Linked DNA regions of Homo sapiens: region 2 is linked to region 1. A link is a contact called in ENCODE POLR2A ChIA-PET data. All regions are on one chromosome and are shown on one strand. Each heading gives the region's core, a stretch centred on a gene start or an enhancer-like site at or near the end of the contact. The rest is flanking DNA. Distances are from core to core; before and after follow the strand shown. Region 1 holds the start of LSP1 (lymphocyte specific protein 1). Region 2 has its middle 5.5 kb from the start of CXCR5.

Region 1 (7,766 bases), core at 1-2,500:
TGATCTGGTTTTAGCCCTGCCCATCGTCTGGGCCACGGATCCCTCTGGTGCCTCCACTCGTGGGGCTCTGAAAGCCTCTGCTGGTCTTTGTGGTGTGTTTGGTGGGTGGGGGGCTCGCTGAGTCCCAAGGAGGCGGCCTCCGGTTCGGCCCCACCCTGATGGGTCAACACTCTGGGCCCAGGGCCCTCCCAACCCCTGGCCTCTCTCCAGCCCCTCTTTGCCTTGGGACCCCCTGTAAGTCCTTGCTGGTTGGATTTCTCAGGCCCAGCCGCTGGCCAGGGCTCCCTTCTCCCATTCTCCTGCGCTGAGGTTTCCAGCAGGGAAGCCTTCGCCACCTCTGTGGCTGCCCTACTCTGGCCCAGCTTAAGTCCTCCCCTGCCTCAGCTTTTGGGGTCTGGCTCCTGCAGTCATGCATCCCTCCTCCTGACCCTGGAGCCACTGCGTGGTCACTCCCAGAAGCTGGGGACAGTGAGGGCTGGAAACAGCCTCCATCCCTCCCCTCGGGCTGGCCTATGCCTCTTGGGAGGGTCCCTGAGGCACTGCCTTTAGAGCCTGGGGACACGAACCACTCGGTGGTCAACTCCAGCGACCAGAGCACGGAGAGCAAGGGGCAGCGGGGGGACGAGGCGGATGCCCGACAGCTCGGCATCAGCAAGGCAGTCCAAGACAGAACAAGGCACCCGACGGGTAGAACGCAGGGGCATCCCGGGCACAGCCCCCAAAGCCACCTGGGACCCACAGCTGTTTGATGTGCTCAAGGCTATGACCCCAGGCTTCGAGAAAAGACTCCACCAAGTTCCATGAGCACCTGTAGGAGAGCCGGCCTCTGGGTAGATTTCACCCAAAGAAGCTAAAACGCTCACGTGGTGCTTATGGGATCACAGACGTGTTTGTCCCTGATGCTGCAGGAGAACTGGCCACTCACAGGTGGACCTGATGGCCAGAGCTACTAGCGGGGACCAGGGGTAACATGGGTCCCCCTCCCCGAGCCATGAAGAGCTGCCTGCGGCCATCTTGGCCCTCGCACCCCGTCTCTGTCACCCCAGGCCCCTGTAACTTGCTTAACGCTTCCTGAGGGGTGGTTTGGGTTTTTTTTTTTTTCTTCCTCTCCTCTTGTAGCAACAGATTAAAAAACAACACCCTGACCCAAGCCGAGACAGGTTCCAAACCTCAACCTGCAGCCGGAAGGGGGAAGTGAAACTCGGCTGGGGGTGGGGGCTCAGAAGCCGCCCCAGAAAGCACTGAAAGCCACAGCACGTACACCCACTCCAGGGATCTGCCAGCACCCTGTGGGGCCCAGACTACAGGCTGATGGCGGAGGCTTCGAGTGACCCGGGTGCCGAGGAGCGGGAAGAGTTGCTGGGGTAAGGGTCTGCGGCGACGCCCGGCGCCCTGTGCCGTGTCCACGGGTGCATAGTCCTTGAGCTGCATGGAGGGTGGAGAACTGAGGTGCCTGATGGGGAATCTGGGGCCCCCAATGGGAGAACTTGGATGTCCGATGGGGAAACTGGGGACCCACAGACAGGTGGCAGGAAGTCTTGCTGGGACCCCCCTCTCACAACAAGGGTGGAGGTCTCTTCCGCCTGCCTCTGTGCCCTGGACTCACTGGGGGAGGCGCGTGGGATCCTAAGCCCATGGTGGATGCCTGAAGCGAGGAGACCCCAAGACGTGTCCTGGACTGCCAGGGAGGAGCTGGGGACTGTGGGCCCTGTTAGCTTGGGAAGAGGCAAGGTGGGGGCTGGGGAGCAGCTGTTCTGGGATGGGTGGAACTGGCCCGGGCCTGGCCACCTGCCCACAGGACTATCTGAGAGGGGCTATCCTGCCTTGAGGGTCTGGAGGCCGCCAGGCTTGGGGCCCAGCAGGCCTCAGGGCAGGGCACCCAAAGCTGCCCTTGACCTGCGGTAAAGGACAAGGCCAAGGATTCTGGCAGGTGCCTGTGCTGGGTGCCAGGCACCGTGTGTTGGTTGGAGTGGGGACATGAGGGGGCATGGCAGAGGTTGTGTGTAGGACTGCCAGAGCTGGGCAGAAAAACCCCGCTGCCAAAGGCCTCCTAGCGGGCAGCTGTACTCTGTGGTACCAATGGGCATCCAGCCCTGTGCTGGGGTGGGTGGAGAGGGCTAGCGGCTTAGTAACTGGGCTCCCTGGCAGAGGGGAGCTGCCGGCCAGCAGGCATCCAGGCATCACAGCTGAGCCTCGCCAGGGGAACCCGAGTTGCCCCCGGTGCAGGTCCCAGAAGAGATGGGAGGGCTCAGGGCGTGCGGTGCAGGGACAGGTAGGGCTTTGAGGGGCAGAGGGGCGACGTGCTAATGGTCAGGGGATGGGGATCCGGTGCTGGGGATAGAGGCCGGCCTAGGAGCAGGTCAGCGGGGGCTGTGGCCTGGTGTGCGGAAGGGAAGGCGCTGGGGCCCAGGTTGCAGAAAGAGTGTGATGCCCGCAGCCACACAGGACGGACCTGAGAGGAGGCCCAGGGTGACGCTCACATACCCCAAAACTGCAGCCAGGGCTGCTACCAGTCTCTGCCTTGGTGCTGACAGCAGAGGGTCCCGGTCTACCCGACCCGGGGCGGTGCAGGGACCACCTCCCGGCCTTCACACAAAGCTCCTGTGCTGTTGGTGGCTGCAGTCACTGTCCTGTGTCTGTGTCCTTGGTGGCCGTCACATTGCTGTGGGTCTGGTATGTGTGAGGGGTCTGCATCTCTGACTTCTTGCTGCCAAATCCCACTTGGGTACAGGTGCGGGGGGCCACTGAAGGGACCCCGAGTGCCGTGAGTGGAGTGGAGGCTAAGCAGAGGCCGGGGCTGGCTGAGGGCTGGGTCGGGACGTCCGTGCCTGTCCCCAGGGAGAGGTGGGAGGATGCCCTGCCCAGGCCGTGTGCAGGGAGACAGGCTTCTGGGTGCACAACAGCTGTGTCCCAGCTGCAAAACGGGCCCTCCTGTCAGCACCACCCCCAGCCCTGGACTAGGTGCTGCTCCTGGTCACCTCATGCCCATAGAAGGGCAGGACATGAGCCTCTGGGCTGGGGCACCCCCGCCTTCCTCCTTGGCCTCATCCTTGGCCACCCCCTCCCAGCTGTCTCAAATGCCCTGGATCCCCCGGGCCAGGAGCGGGGAGGGGGGGTTGGAGCGGGCATGGCCAAGGCACAGATGATCCTGGGGCATCTTGGTGCAGATCCTGGGAGGCCAGGGCTGCACCTGTGCCGGGGCTGTCAGGCGCTCCAGCTGGAGAGCGGCGGTTCTCCTGGGCTCTGCAAAGCCTGGACCCCCTCCTTGGACATCCCCTGCCCCCGCGAATTGCATGGGGTGCGCAGCCAAGCCTGACCTTTCAGAATGAAACTGAGAGCCCCAGTGGGGTAGGCTTCTCATTTCACAAGGTGACTAAGGGAACCGGGGAGTTTCCTGTCTAGGATGGGACAGAAGTCCCCTGCACCCAGGCAGGGATGTATGGCCTGGGAAGCCCCCACACGGGAGTCCCCAGGAAGGCCCAGGCTGGGCAGGCTCAGCTGGGGCTGGAGCAGTGGACAAGACAGCCCCCCGTGCATGTCACAGAGTGCCAGGTACGCCAGCCTGTGACGGTCTCAGGACATGCCCTCAACACTAGGTCCAGGGCAGGCCAAGCCCCTCCAGCTGGACAAGTGGGTCCAGCCCCTCAGACTGTCGCATGATGTGGCCCCTCCCCTCAGACTGCCCGGGACGGGGCCAGATTCCTCAGAACCACCCCTCCATGATGTGGTCTCTCAGATGCCCCCAGGACAGGACTGTCCTCTCCCACGAGGCCTCAGGCCAAAGAAGGTCCCCTGACCCTGGGCGGGGTCCAGGCTCCGCTTCGGCTACCAGCCAGGCTGGACTGCGGTTCCTCCACTCGGGGGCACTCCTGTCTCGCCCCGCTGTCCAGCAGACAGTCACTAGCTTGTCCTTGTCCCTTGGGGGCAGGGACGAGGATTTCACAGAGCTGCCTTGTGGCTCTGGGGGGACTCTCTGGTGACGCTGGGGGATGCCTGCCCTCTATAGCCCCCAAGAGCAAGGCTCTCCCCACACTGAGGAACTATCTGGCCTTGGAGGCCTTGAGGCGATGAGGACGGGGCGTCCTGGTCCACAGCTGGGGAGGGTCAGGTTGCCCTCTCAGACCTTGGGTTCGACATATCCAGATGTTGGAGCCCAGCTCTGCAGGGGTGTACCCTCCCTGGGGTCACACTGCATTTTTGGCTGCAGTGCCTGTCCTTGGCCCAGCTGCCCGGGGGTGCCCACCCGCCCAGGCGTGCCCACCCCATGTCCACACCTAGAAGGCAAGTCTGCCTGCCGCCACCCTGTCCCACAGACACCCTGGCTGCCCTCTCAGTCTGCCCCTGTGTAGCCCAGGCCCCCATCAGGATGACCCTACCCCCAGTCTGTTCCCCATGAGCGACCAGGCCGTGTCTCCCACGGAAAGAACCATTCACCAGCTACAGGCAAACTCCATGCCCCTGGGTGGCCATGCCAGGCCCTCCTGGCCTGGTTGAACTCACTTCCCATCCCACCAGCTTTCCCAGCTCTTCCCAGTTTTGGAAGGTGTCAGAGCCCTGGCACATGCCCCTCCTAGCATCACCCAACCGCCCTGCTCCTCTGCAGACCTTCAAAGGCCTGCCCAGCCCGCGGTGGGAGGCCGCTGCCCAGGGCTCTGGCAGCACCTGCCATGGACAGGGCCAGTCCTGGAGCCCCGCCTGGCCCATCGGAGCCTCCCTCGCTTCTCTGTGTGCTGAGCTGAGTTGGGAAGGGCAGGGATGACCTGAGGGGCTGCTCTGGCAGGGTTCCTTCTGGCCATCTGTCCCTGGAGACCCTCAGAGCTCCAGATTCTGAAGGAGGAAGGGGCTGGAGGCCCCCGGCAGCCCCCTGGAAGTCTTCATCTGAGCAGCAGGAGCCCATGGGATGGAACCCCCCAGGCAGCCAGGCCCTTGGGCAGCCCTCCCGCCCACCTGCCCTCCGAGCCAAGGCCAGGCACCACCTGGAGGATGTGCAATGCTCCACGCTGGGGCAGGTGGCCCTGAGAGCCCCCAGCGGTGCCCACGACTGCTCAGGAAAGAGGGCAGAGCTGGGGACAGTTGGGGAAGCCACCTCAGCCCCAGCCCTAGCCCCACAGGGGCTGCTGAGGGAGGTTAGGATTGAGGGCTAAGCCCTGGGGCTCCCTCCCTACACCTTCCTGTGGTCAAGACCTGATGTCTGGACCCAGGATCCCTGGGGAGGTCCCCTTCCTCCTGCCCTGGGTAAGGGGTCTGAGGCATCTGGAAGTTTCCCAGGGAAGCAGAAGGATGTCTTCTTCCTCGTGGGCTGGCAGGCGCTGCTGTCCACCGACACCCAGCTGGGCTGGTCGCACAAGTGGGAGCATCACAGGCCCCACCCCCGCTGATTCTGGAAGCCAGAATCCTTTCTTCCTGCGCCCCCTTCCTGGTTCCCTCGTGTCTCCTAAAACAATCCTGGAGCCACACAAGGGCAGTGCCAGGAGGGTCTGGGGTCCAGCTGGGACAGGCCCTGGCCGGTGACACCCTGGGGTGGCAGGATGGTGGGCCTCTGCTCCGCTACCCTACGGGCCAGCCTGTCTCCACCTCAGTTCCCTGAGAACGTGCCAGAGGGATGGGTGAGCCCTAGAGAAGAGGAGGGTGTTGGCAGTGGAAAGGGCCCAGTGGTCTCCCGCTCTGAGTCCTCAGCCTGGTGAGGGGTGGGGGCGTGAGCTCTGCCTTGCAGTCCCAGCCCCTGAGATCCCACTGCTGGGGCGGCGGGAGGGGGATGGGCTGCAAGGCCCCAGGGCTGGCCTTGCTTCGGCTGCTATAGGCCCTCGGAGTGCTTTCTGGATGAGTAAGCCGCACCCCTCTGAAGCCTCAGTTTCCCCATCTGCACACTCAGAATGTAGCCACTCAGACCAAGCGTTCACTCCATGCCAGTCTTTGCCAAGCTATTTATTTATTTATTTGAGACAGAGTCTCGCTCTGTTGCCCAGACTGTAGTGCAGTGACACAATCTCGGCTCACTGGAACCTCCGCCCTCCAGGTTCAAGAGATTCTCCCACCTCAGCCTCCTGAGTAGCTGGGATTACAGGCACCTGCCACTGCCCCCGGCTAATTTTTGTATTTTTAGTAGAGAAGAGGCTTTCACCATGTTGGCCAGGCTGGTCTTGAACTCCTGACCTCAGGTGATCCACCCGCCCCAGCCTCCCAAAGTCCTGGGATTACAAGCATGAACCACCGCGCCCTGCCTTTGCCAAGCTTTTTAAACCAAGGCTCTTGTTTCATCCCCCGGAGCTGTGAGGCAGGTCCCTGGAGCCTCCCATTTCACAGACGGAAACCGAGGCTCACAGGGGCCAAGTGCATTGTCCAAGGGCTGCTCCCTGCCTGGGGAGGGGCCTGAGTCCTTGCCCCTGTGGGGTTCGGGTGCTGAGGGCCCACAAGACCTGCGGGCACCAGGAGGGAGCTGGGCTGGGCTGCCCTTCCCGGGGTCTCTCTGACCCCACACCACACACCAGCCACTCTGGACTCAAAGGCTCCCAAGAGCACCAGAGCACTGCTCATGGCCCAAGCTCAGCAAGCACTTAAAGGGACCGTCCCGAAAAGCGGAACTGGGACCGGGCGCTGCAGGACCAGCAAGGTCCTCCACTTCCCTCCAGCCCAGCCCCGCCCAAATCCCAGCCCTCAGCATCTTTTTGGGGGCCACTAAAGACCTTCTGGGAGATGGCAGCCCAGGACCATAAGGCAATCGAAGAGGGCTTTCCACATGCGCTGAGGCAGACAGAACCAGGCCCTGGCTGTGGACGAGGCTGTATTGATACTTAGAAGAGAGGGAAGCGAGCGGGCTGGAGAGGCTCGGCCAGGGGGCAGCCCAGCAGGGCCCCTTCCCCAGGGTTAGACTCTCTACAGCCGGCCCAGCCCCCATCCCCTCCCCAACATCTAGGGACCTGAAAAGAGGTTGGAGGGGCTGCATGGGGGTGGGGTTGATAGGAGATTAGGGGATTGAGAAAGCCAGGCCTCCTAGCCGTGTCCCACCCAGCACGGCCCCACCAGTGCCAGACACAGGCAGACAAGGGAGGAGGGAGATGCTGAGCAGGGGTGGCAGGAGGAAAGCCCCTGGCCCTTTCTTGGGGCCAGGCAAGTCCTATCCTAACTCCATCTGCTAACTGCCTCCAAGCTGCTTGTGGGTTGTCGGGGAAGGGAGTTTGTGGCAGGGAGGGCCTCTGAGTCCCCTGTATCCCCCGGCAGGAGGAGGCAGGCACATGGGCCCCTGACCTCAGTGCTTGGAGCAGGGCCGCTCTGGTGGGGCATTTGTAGGTCACAGCATGAAGGGTTCCAGCATACTTCCTGGGTTCCCAGTTTCCCTGGGAGCAGTGGTATAGACGCAGGGGCCTCTACACACACCACACGCTCAGGGAGAGTGGCTGAGGTGTCCAGGATACTCTGTCCACTGGGGCAGGGGGTGGCTTCTAAGCCCAGTACCCTTCCCAGAGTCCCCAGTCTCCAGCTGCTCATGGGCTGCAGATGAGGATTCAAGGTTATGCAGGGGTCACTCTCCTGCTCCATCCCTGGCAGGTGGGACCTCACCTACTGCTTCTTTCTGCTCCAGAGAAGAGCACGTCCCCCTCATCTCAAAAGTGCCTGTGCTCCTCCTTCCTGAGTGGAACCTACACTTTTGACAGTTTGGTTTCTGAGGCAAGGCTGCCTCCTCCTCCTGTCCCAGGTACCTCCCCTCAGAAAAGCAATGGGACTTGGGATAGAAGGATCTAGCCAATTCGTTCCAGATGAATCTAGAA
Region 2 (7,766 bases), core at 1,886-4,385, about 120 Mb after region 1:
AAAAATTAAAAATTAGCCTGGCATGGTACACACTTATAGTCCCAGCTGCTCAGGAGGCTGAGGTGGAAGGATCACTTGAGTTCAGGAGTTTGAGACTACAGTGAGCGACAATTATGCCACTGCACTCCAGCCTGTGTGACAGAGCAAGACCTTGTCTCTAAAAAAAAAAAAAAAGCATGAGTGTGTGTGTGTGTGTGTGTGTGTGTGTGTGTGTATGAGAGAGAGAGATAGCACTTTGGACCTATGGAGGATTTCTATTTGGAAAGAAAAAGGCTTTTACATACAAGATATTATTTAATAGCAAAATTGGCCATGCAGGTATTTTACAATTGTACATATTAGGAAACTAATGCTCAGAGAAGTTATATTTGTAATTTTCAAACTGGGGATTGTGACTTATGTGTGGACCCATGAAAGCAGTGTGATTCATTGACCGCTATTAAAAATAGAAAGAGGGTCGGGCATGGTGGCTCACGTCTATAATCTCAACACTTTGTGAGGCCAAGGTGGGAGGATGGCTTAAGCCCAGGAGTTCCAGACCAGCCTAAGCAACATAACAAGACCCCATCTCTACAGTAAATTTAAAAGTTAGTTTGGTGTGGTGATGCACACCTGTAGTCCCAGCTACTCAGGAGGCTAAGGTGGGAGGATCACTTAAGCCTGGGAGGTGGAGGCTGCAGTGAGCCATGATTGTGCCACTGCACTGCAGCCTGGGTGACATAGAGAGACCCCATCTCTACAAAAAAGGGAAGAAAGAAAGAGTGAGAGAAAGAAAGAGGGAACGAAAGGAAGGAGGAAAGGAGGGAAGGAGGAAGAGTAGAAAATATGAGTATGCTACCCATACTAAGCAGTGTTTACAAAACTTACTGTGTATTTGTGTGTATATGTTCATCACACATGTCCAACTAGCTTGTGATATAAAATATATTTCTTCCTATGGGTCATGATCAAAGTGACAGGATTACATGACATGCTGAAAGCTAACTAGTAGAGCTCATGCATTACTTATTAGAGTAGAGCTGAGACCGACCAGAGAGATAGAGGTGCAACCTGTCAGAGCCCGGGAGGCACCACAGAAATCTCAACGGTGCCAGGGTGGGGCCCAGGGAGGCCGGTGTTCTGGGAAAACCAACTGTTGTGTGCTGGTTGTATGAAGTGCTGTGTTGTTGTGGGTTGTGTGCTGGTTGTATGAGGTGCTGTGTTCTTCCTGTTGTGTGTTGTGTGCTGGTTGTATGAAGTGCTGTGTTGTTGTGGGTTGTGTGCCGGTTGTATGAGGTGCTGTGTTCTTCCTGTTGTGTGTTGTGTGCTGGTTGTATGAGGTGCTGTGTTGTTGTTGTAGGTTGTGTGCCGGTTGTATGAGGTGCTGTGTCGTTGCTGTGGGTTGTGTGCTGGTTGTATGAGGTGCTGTGTTCTTCCTGTTGTGGGTTGTGTGCTGGTTGTATGAGGTGCTGTGTCGTTGTTTTGGGTTGTGTGCTGGTTGTATGAGGTGCTGTGTTGTTGCTGTGGGTTGTGTGCTGGTTGTATGAGGTGCTGTGTCATTGTTGTTGATTGTGTGTTGGTTGTATGAGGTGCTGTGTTGCTCTGGAGAGACGTCAACTATGGCACCCTTTGTGTGGAGGGACTGAAGGCCCTGCTGGGTGGTTGGGAGCTCCAGGTTGGAAAACAAGCTGTGTGGGGACGAGTTTACCAATTGGTATATGGCTGTGTACCAGTCCTACGTGGCCTAGAGCGGTGGTTCTAGGAGTGTAGTTCTCAGGCCAGCAGCATAGCGTCACCTGGACACTCTTAGAAATGCACATTATCAGGTCCCACCCCAGACCTCCCGAATCAGACACTCTCGTGGTGGGGCCTGGCAACCTGGAGGTAACAAGCCCTCCTGGTGACTCTGAGGCATAAAGTGTGAGGAGCACTCCCCTGGGGATGCCTGTTTGGCATTCTGTGTTTGGCGTGTCTTTGCGCAAGCAGGCAGGGTCTGGTCTCAGAGCGGCCTTGCTGGGAAGCAGACATGCTGGGCCTCCAGTGCAGCGTTTCTTCTGTCACCCACTCAGCCTTACAGCCTACCCAGCGCATGCGCCCACAGCACTTAGGTGCGAAGGAATGCTGCACGTTTCCCCCATTCCCTGTGCCTTCCACACTGCTGACTCCACCCACACTACCTTAGCAACACGGTAGAGTTTTGCATATTCTTTGAAAATGTGCCCAGTTGCATGTGAATATGAGCATGCCAACTTGCATGATGTGTCTGTTTTGCCTTCTCTGTTAGACAAGGTGCTCCTCCATCAGAATCTCGCCTCTGGCTGCCGCAGTACTCAGTATACAAACACCTGATCCAAGCACCAGACTCACTCTAACCCTGGCCACACAACCTGCCCCAGGCCGACGTTCCCAAGCTCATTTGTGGCCCCCATGACCTTGTGGTAACCTTGATGTGCCTACCCAGCACCTGCAGCCCATTTCCTCCCTGCAGGACTCTACCTGTTTCCTAACGAGAGGGGAGCTGTGCGTGGGTGCAGGCTGCCGGCAATGACAGCCTTTACCACCCCACTTCCTGTGTTGACTTGTAATGGGGTGTTGGGTCCCTGCTGTCTGAGTGAGCTGTGAACATTCATGCTACTTCCCATTACTGTCTGAAGCTTGGTTTCCACATCTGCAGTGTGGTAATAAAAATACCCAACACTTTGCCGGACGCGGTGGCTCATGCCTGTGATCCCAGCACTTTGGGAGACCAAGGCAGGTGGATCACCTGAGGTCAGGAGATCGAGACCATCCTGGCCAACATGGTGAAACCCCGTCTCTACTAAAAATACAAAAAATTAGCTGGGCGTGGCGGCACGTGCCTATAATCCCAGCTACTCGGGAGGCTGAGGCAGGAGAATTGCTTGAACCAGGGAGTCGGAGGTTGCAGTGAGCCGAGATGGTGCCACCACATTCCAGCCTGGCGACAGAGCGAGACTCCGTCTCAAAAACAAAACAAAACAAAAAACCCAACACTCAAAGACTGTTCAGGGAATGAAAAGAAATGATGTGTGAAAAACCTATCATAGTTCATGGCACATAGAAAGTACCTGATGAGGAGCCTGTGCAGGATTTAGCCATAGTTTTCCCCTTAGCCAGCCAGGTAAGTGCCTGTCCTTTGCAAAATGGCGCCTCTGAGAGACGGGCCGTGTGGTCTTGTGGAGGGAGCCCTGGATTTGGTGCCTACAGGGCTGACTTCAGGCTCTGACTCTGCAACGAACCCTCCCTGCAATCACGAGCAAGAAAATGAGACTCTGTTTCCTTGTCCTCACAAAATACGGCCAGGAGTGATGCCAATCCCTCCGGCACAAGCCGCTTCAAGGACTACATATAATTAAATGTGAAGATTAAGTGAAATATAAAGATTAAGTAACATTAAATTTAAACTTTCATGGGACTGTGTAGACCGGTGACTGCTATGCAAGTCTATGGCGAGTTTCCTTCAGTGCTGAGAGGTATACCCTACTCTTCCTGAGGCTGATGAGGTAGGGACCTGGGAGCTCTGTTCTCAGCTGTTGGGAAAGACCCAGAGAAAGAAGAGAACAAAGTCTCTGGCCATGTCAGAGAGGGAGAGAGTCCTAGGTTAATAGAAGGGGAAACCCCAGCCCGTTCCCTGTAGCAGCACCCCAAAACTGTGTGGAACAGCTTACTTTTTCTGTGGAATATAGAAAATGAACTCCAAGACAAGTGATTGTATCTAATCTCTGGAACAAATAGAAATTTAATGTAATCCATGGACTGTAAAGTATAATTACTGAGAAAAATACACCTGAGCTGATGTAAGCGGCCACCCTTGCCTAAACCAGACACAAACCCAGTCTTGGCGGAAGTATCAGTAGTCTTTCTGTCTTTTTTTTTTTTTTTTTTTTTCTGAGATAGGATCTTGCTTTGTCATCCAGCCTGGAGTGCAGTGGTGCAATCTCAGCTCACTACAACCTCGACCTCCTGGGCCCAAGCAATCCTCTCACCTCAACCTCCTGAGTAGCTGGAAGCACTAGTGTGCACCACCAGCTAATATTTTTATTTTTTGTAGAGATGGGGTATCCTATGTTGCCCAGGCTGGTCTCGAACTCCTGGGCTCAAGTGATCCTCCCCCCTTGACCTCCCAAAATGCTGGGATTACAGAGGCGAGCTACCATGTTCAGCCTCCAGTGGTCATTTTGACGAGAAGGCTAGAAAACAATTTAGCCTCAATTAGACTGCCTATGGGGTGGGGATTGGGATCCTGCATAGGTGAAATATAAACAAGTTGCACACTGAAATAAAACCTGAGCTGCCTGACCTGGAAGGGTCCTCTGCCATCCGATTGTCACACACAGATGGAACCTCTGACATCTCCTCTTCAAAGGCAAAGGATCGCAGCTTAAGCGTTGCCCTCTCTATCCTAGGGAGCTAGTCTGACTTTATGTGTGTGAAGATTGTAAGATCATGGTTTCTAGTAGAGGCAGTAACTCTCTGAGCCTTCTCAAAACAATATTAGAACTCACGGTTGCTGGGCATGGTGGCTCATGCCTGTAATCCCAGCACTTTGGGAGTCTGAGGCAGGCGGATCGGTTGAGCCTAGGAGTTCAAGGCCAGCCTGGGCAACATGGTGAAACTCTGTCTTGACAAAAAACATAAAATTAGCCAGGTGAGGTGGCATGTGCCTGTAGTCCCAGCAACTCGGGAGGCTGAGGCAGGAAGATGGCTTGAGCTCAGGAGGTCAAGGCTGCAGTGAGCCATGATCGTACCACTGCCCTCCAGCCTGGGTGATGAAATGAGATCCTGTCTCAAAAAAAAAAAAAAAGAAAAAGAAAAAGCCTCAAGGTCAGAAGGTATTTACCACTGGGGGCAAACTGAGTTGACTATCAAAGGTCAGAGGCTAACACAAGTAGACCCTGGGAAGCTGTAGTGTGTTCACCATCTGGAGAGAAGAATGGGATCTCTGAATAGGCCCAAAAAGTCAAAGACTTCAGGTGACAGTCACAGATGTGTCTAATGTGTGACGCCTGAGTCAGCCATAGAGAAGCTGGTAGGCTACCTCTCTGCTGCCCAAACCATCATAGCTGAAACTACTGGCCAGAGCCTGCTGCTATAGCACCTGGGAAGCAGTCTTAAGCCTCCCCCAAAACTCTTTTTCTAGGCCTACAGCACATGTGGAAAATATAGAGAACTGTGGAAAGAGTAGGAGAGGAGAAGGCCATAAGAGCAGCTCCTACCTTGTCCAGTACATGCTCCAACCACTTCCTTGCTCCTCCCCCTGCCCTATCTCATCATCATTATTGCCATAGCCACACCACCATACACAGAAGGCCCATGATGTGCCAGGCACAAGGTAATTCTTTTTTTTTTTTTTTTTTTGAGACGGAGTCTTACTCTGTCACCAGGCTGGAGTGCAGTGGTGCCATCTCGGCTCACTACAACCTCCGCCTCCCAGGTTCAAGTGATTCTTCTGCCTCAGCCTCCTGAGTAGCTGGGACTACAGGTGCCCACCACCACACCCAGCTAATTTTTGTATTTTTAGTAGAGACGGCGTTTCACCATGTTGGCCAGGATGGTCTCAATCCCTTGACCTCGTGATCTGCCCACCTCAGCCTCCCAAAGTGCCGGGATTACAGGTGTGAGCCACTGCACCCGGCCATGCCCGGGTAGTTCTGTCGCCCGCACTGGAGTGTGGTGGCGCAATCTCTGCTCACTGCAAGCTCCGCCTCCCGGGTTCACGCCATTCTCCTGCCTCAACCTCCCAAGTAGCTGGGACTACAGGCACCCACCACCACGCCTGGCTAATTTTTTGTATATTTAGTAGAGACGGGGTTTCACCATGTTAGCCAGGATGGTCTTGAACTCCTGACCTCGTGATCCACCCACCTCAGCCTCCCAAAGTGCTGGGATTACAGGCGTGAGCCACTGCGCCCGGCCAGATAATTCTTTCTACACATTTTTTCCAAGCAGTTCTCATCATGTCCCACACTGTCCACCCTGTCCCCCTCTCCAGGCACACCAAGCCTTCACTCTCTCCAAGCCTCCAGTGGCCAAGACTTCCATGAAGTCTTTCCTGACCTTTGGGTATAGTAAGTCTCTAATGGCATGAAGCAGGGTTCTGGTTTTGGCTTCATCCTGTCAATATTTGCCATCAGGACTTGGATAGACCCAAGGATGACTAATCTATGTTGTTATCACATCACCAGATGACAGAATTGGGATCAGAAAAATTTCCCTTTATAGGTTGCAACAATGGCCCAGAACCTTCAAAATGAAATCCTTTAGGCATGTTATTAAGAGGAGTAGGACCCTGCAGGAAAGTCCAATTGTATTGTAGTTACATAGTTATAGAAGTATGGAATCTTTTTTTTTTTTTTTTTTGAGTGTCACCAAGGCTAGAGGGCAGTGGTGTGATCATGGCTCATTGCAGCCTCAACCTCCTGGGCTCAAGCGATCCGCCTATCTCAGCCTCCTGAGTAGCTGGGACTACAGGTGTGTGCCACCATGCCCAGCTAATTTTTGAATTTTTTGTAGAGACGAGGTTTCACCATGTTGCCCAGGCTAGTCTCAAATTCCTGGGCTCAAAGGATTCTCCCATCTTGACCTCCCAAAGTGCTGGGATTACAGGCATGAGCAACCACGCCCTGCCAAGTATAGAGTCTTGAACAAGGAAATGCATATCGTCCTATATTTTTTCCTAGTCAGATAATATCTAGACCATTAACCAGAAATCACCCAGAGGTCAAAAAACAGGGCGTCAAAGGACCCAGAAACCAAGTCTGCAAATAACGACTGAAGACACTGTGGAAGTGTGTTTGGGAGACAACAAGACTCTCAGGATGTGCTGGCTGTCTTCAGAGGATGCTTATTGGAAGAGGAGTCAGACAGTCCAGACAGAAGGCACAGCCAGGACCTCTGGAGAGGAGTTACAGGAAGACATATTTTGACTCATCATAAGGAATAAGTTTCTAATCATGAAACCATCCTCCACTGAAACATGATCTATTGAAAGGAGCAAATGTCTCACCTTCATTGATGTTCGTATTCATTGATTCTGGGTGATCATCTGATAAGGATGCAGTGACGAGAATCTTGCATTTGCTGGGGGTGGGGGTGTGGTTGAGGATAGTCTGGTTTATATTCCAAAGTTCCTTTCAATTCCTCTATGATTCTATACGCTGTACTCCTTCCTGATCAATGTCCCTAGCCAGGGTGGCCAAGGCTAAGTCAAGTATGCTAAGGGATTGGAGGGGCAGGGATATTGAGAATAGGGTGAATGGAAGGATGAGGAGTTCCCAGCAAGCTTGGGACACAGGAAACCTTGGGGCAGCTTCCTCCTGGAGGTTTCAGGACTGTACGTGCTGGAGAAGAAGTGTGATGCCTTGTCCTGAAAGCCGTCTTCTTTGAAAGCAGCTTCTAAAGGCAGTGAATGGAGAAGAGCGAGGAAACGACCCCAATACCACCAACAGAGGCTGGAAACTCCTCAGGCTGTTTAATCCTAAGAATGATGCATCTGTTGGCCGGGCACGGTGGTTCACATCTGTAATCCTAGCACTTTGGGAGGCTGAGGCAGGCGGATCACCTTAGGTCAGGAATTCAAGACCAGACTGACCAACATGGAGAAACCCCATTTCTACTAAAAATACAAAATTAGCCGGGCGTGGTAGCGCATGCCTGTAATCCCAGCTACTCGGGAGGCTGAAGCAGGAGAATTGCTTGAATCCGGGAGGTGGAGTTTGTGGTGAGCTGAGATCTCGCCATTGCACTCCAGCCTGGGCAACGAGAGCAAA

What was found. ChIA-PET counts read pairs that join two places held with the same protein, here RNA polymerase II (POLR2A).
Region 2: POLR2A ChIA-PET joins it to region 1 with 10 read pairs in T-cell. The contact joins the enhancer-like site here to the promoter of LSP1 in region 1. POLR2A ChIA-PET finds 5 or more read pairs at or near these places in 2 of 52 experiments (OCI-LY7 and T-cell).

Annotation. Positions count from the first base shown.
Region 1 is chr11:1,851,834-1,859,599 of GRCh38, forward strand. It overlaps LSP1 (lymphocyte specific protein 1), which reads left to right and starts at 1,251. Exons shown (of 11, transcript NM_002339.3): 1 at 1,251-1,364. The coding sequence starts at 1,312. It overlaps MIR4298 (microRNA 4298), which reads right to left and starts at 7,703; the gene lies at 7,631-7,703. RefSeq lists enhancers at 1-31, 1,023-1,342, 3,193-3,622.
Region 2 is chr11:118,874,461-118,882,226 of GRCh38, forward strand. No RefSeq gene overlaps it. Among named protein-coding and RNA genes, the nearest start is that of CXCR5, 5.5 kb to the right of the region's middle. Within about 2 kb of position 3,136, at least 12 of the 41 ENCODE cell types and tissues checked have a DNase peak (open chromatin) inside an H3K27ac peak, as active enhancers do; they include OCI-LY7, where a contact is called at or near this core.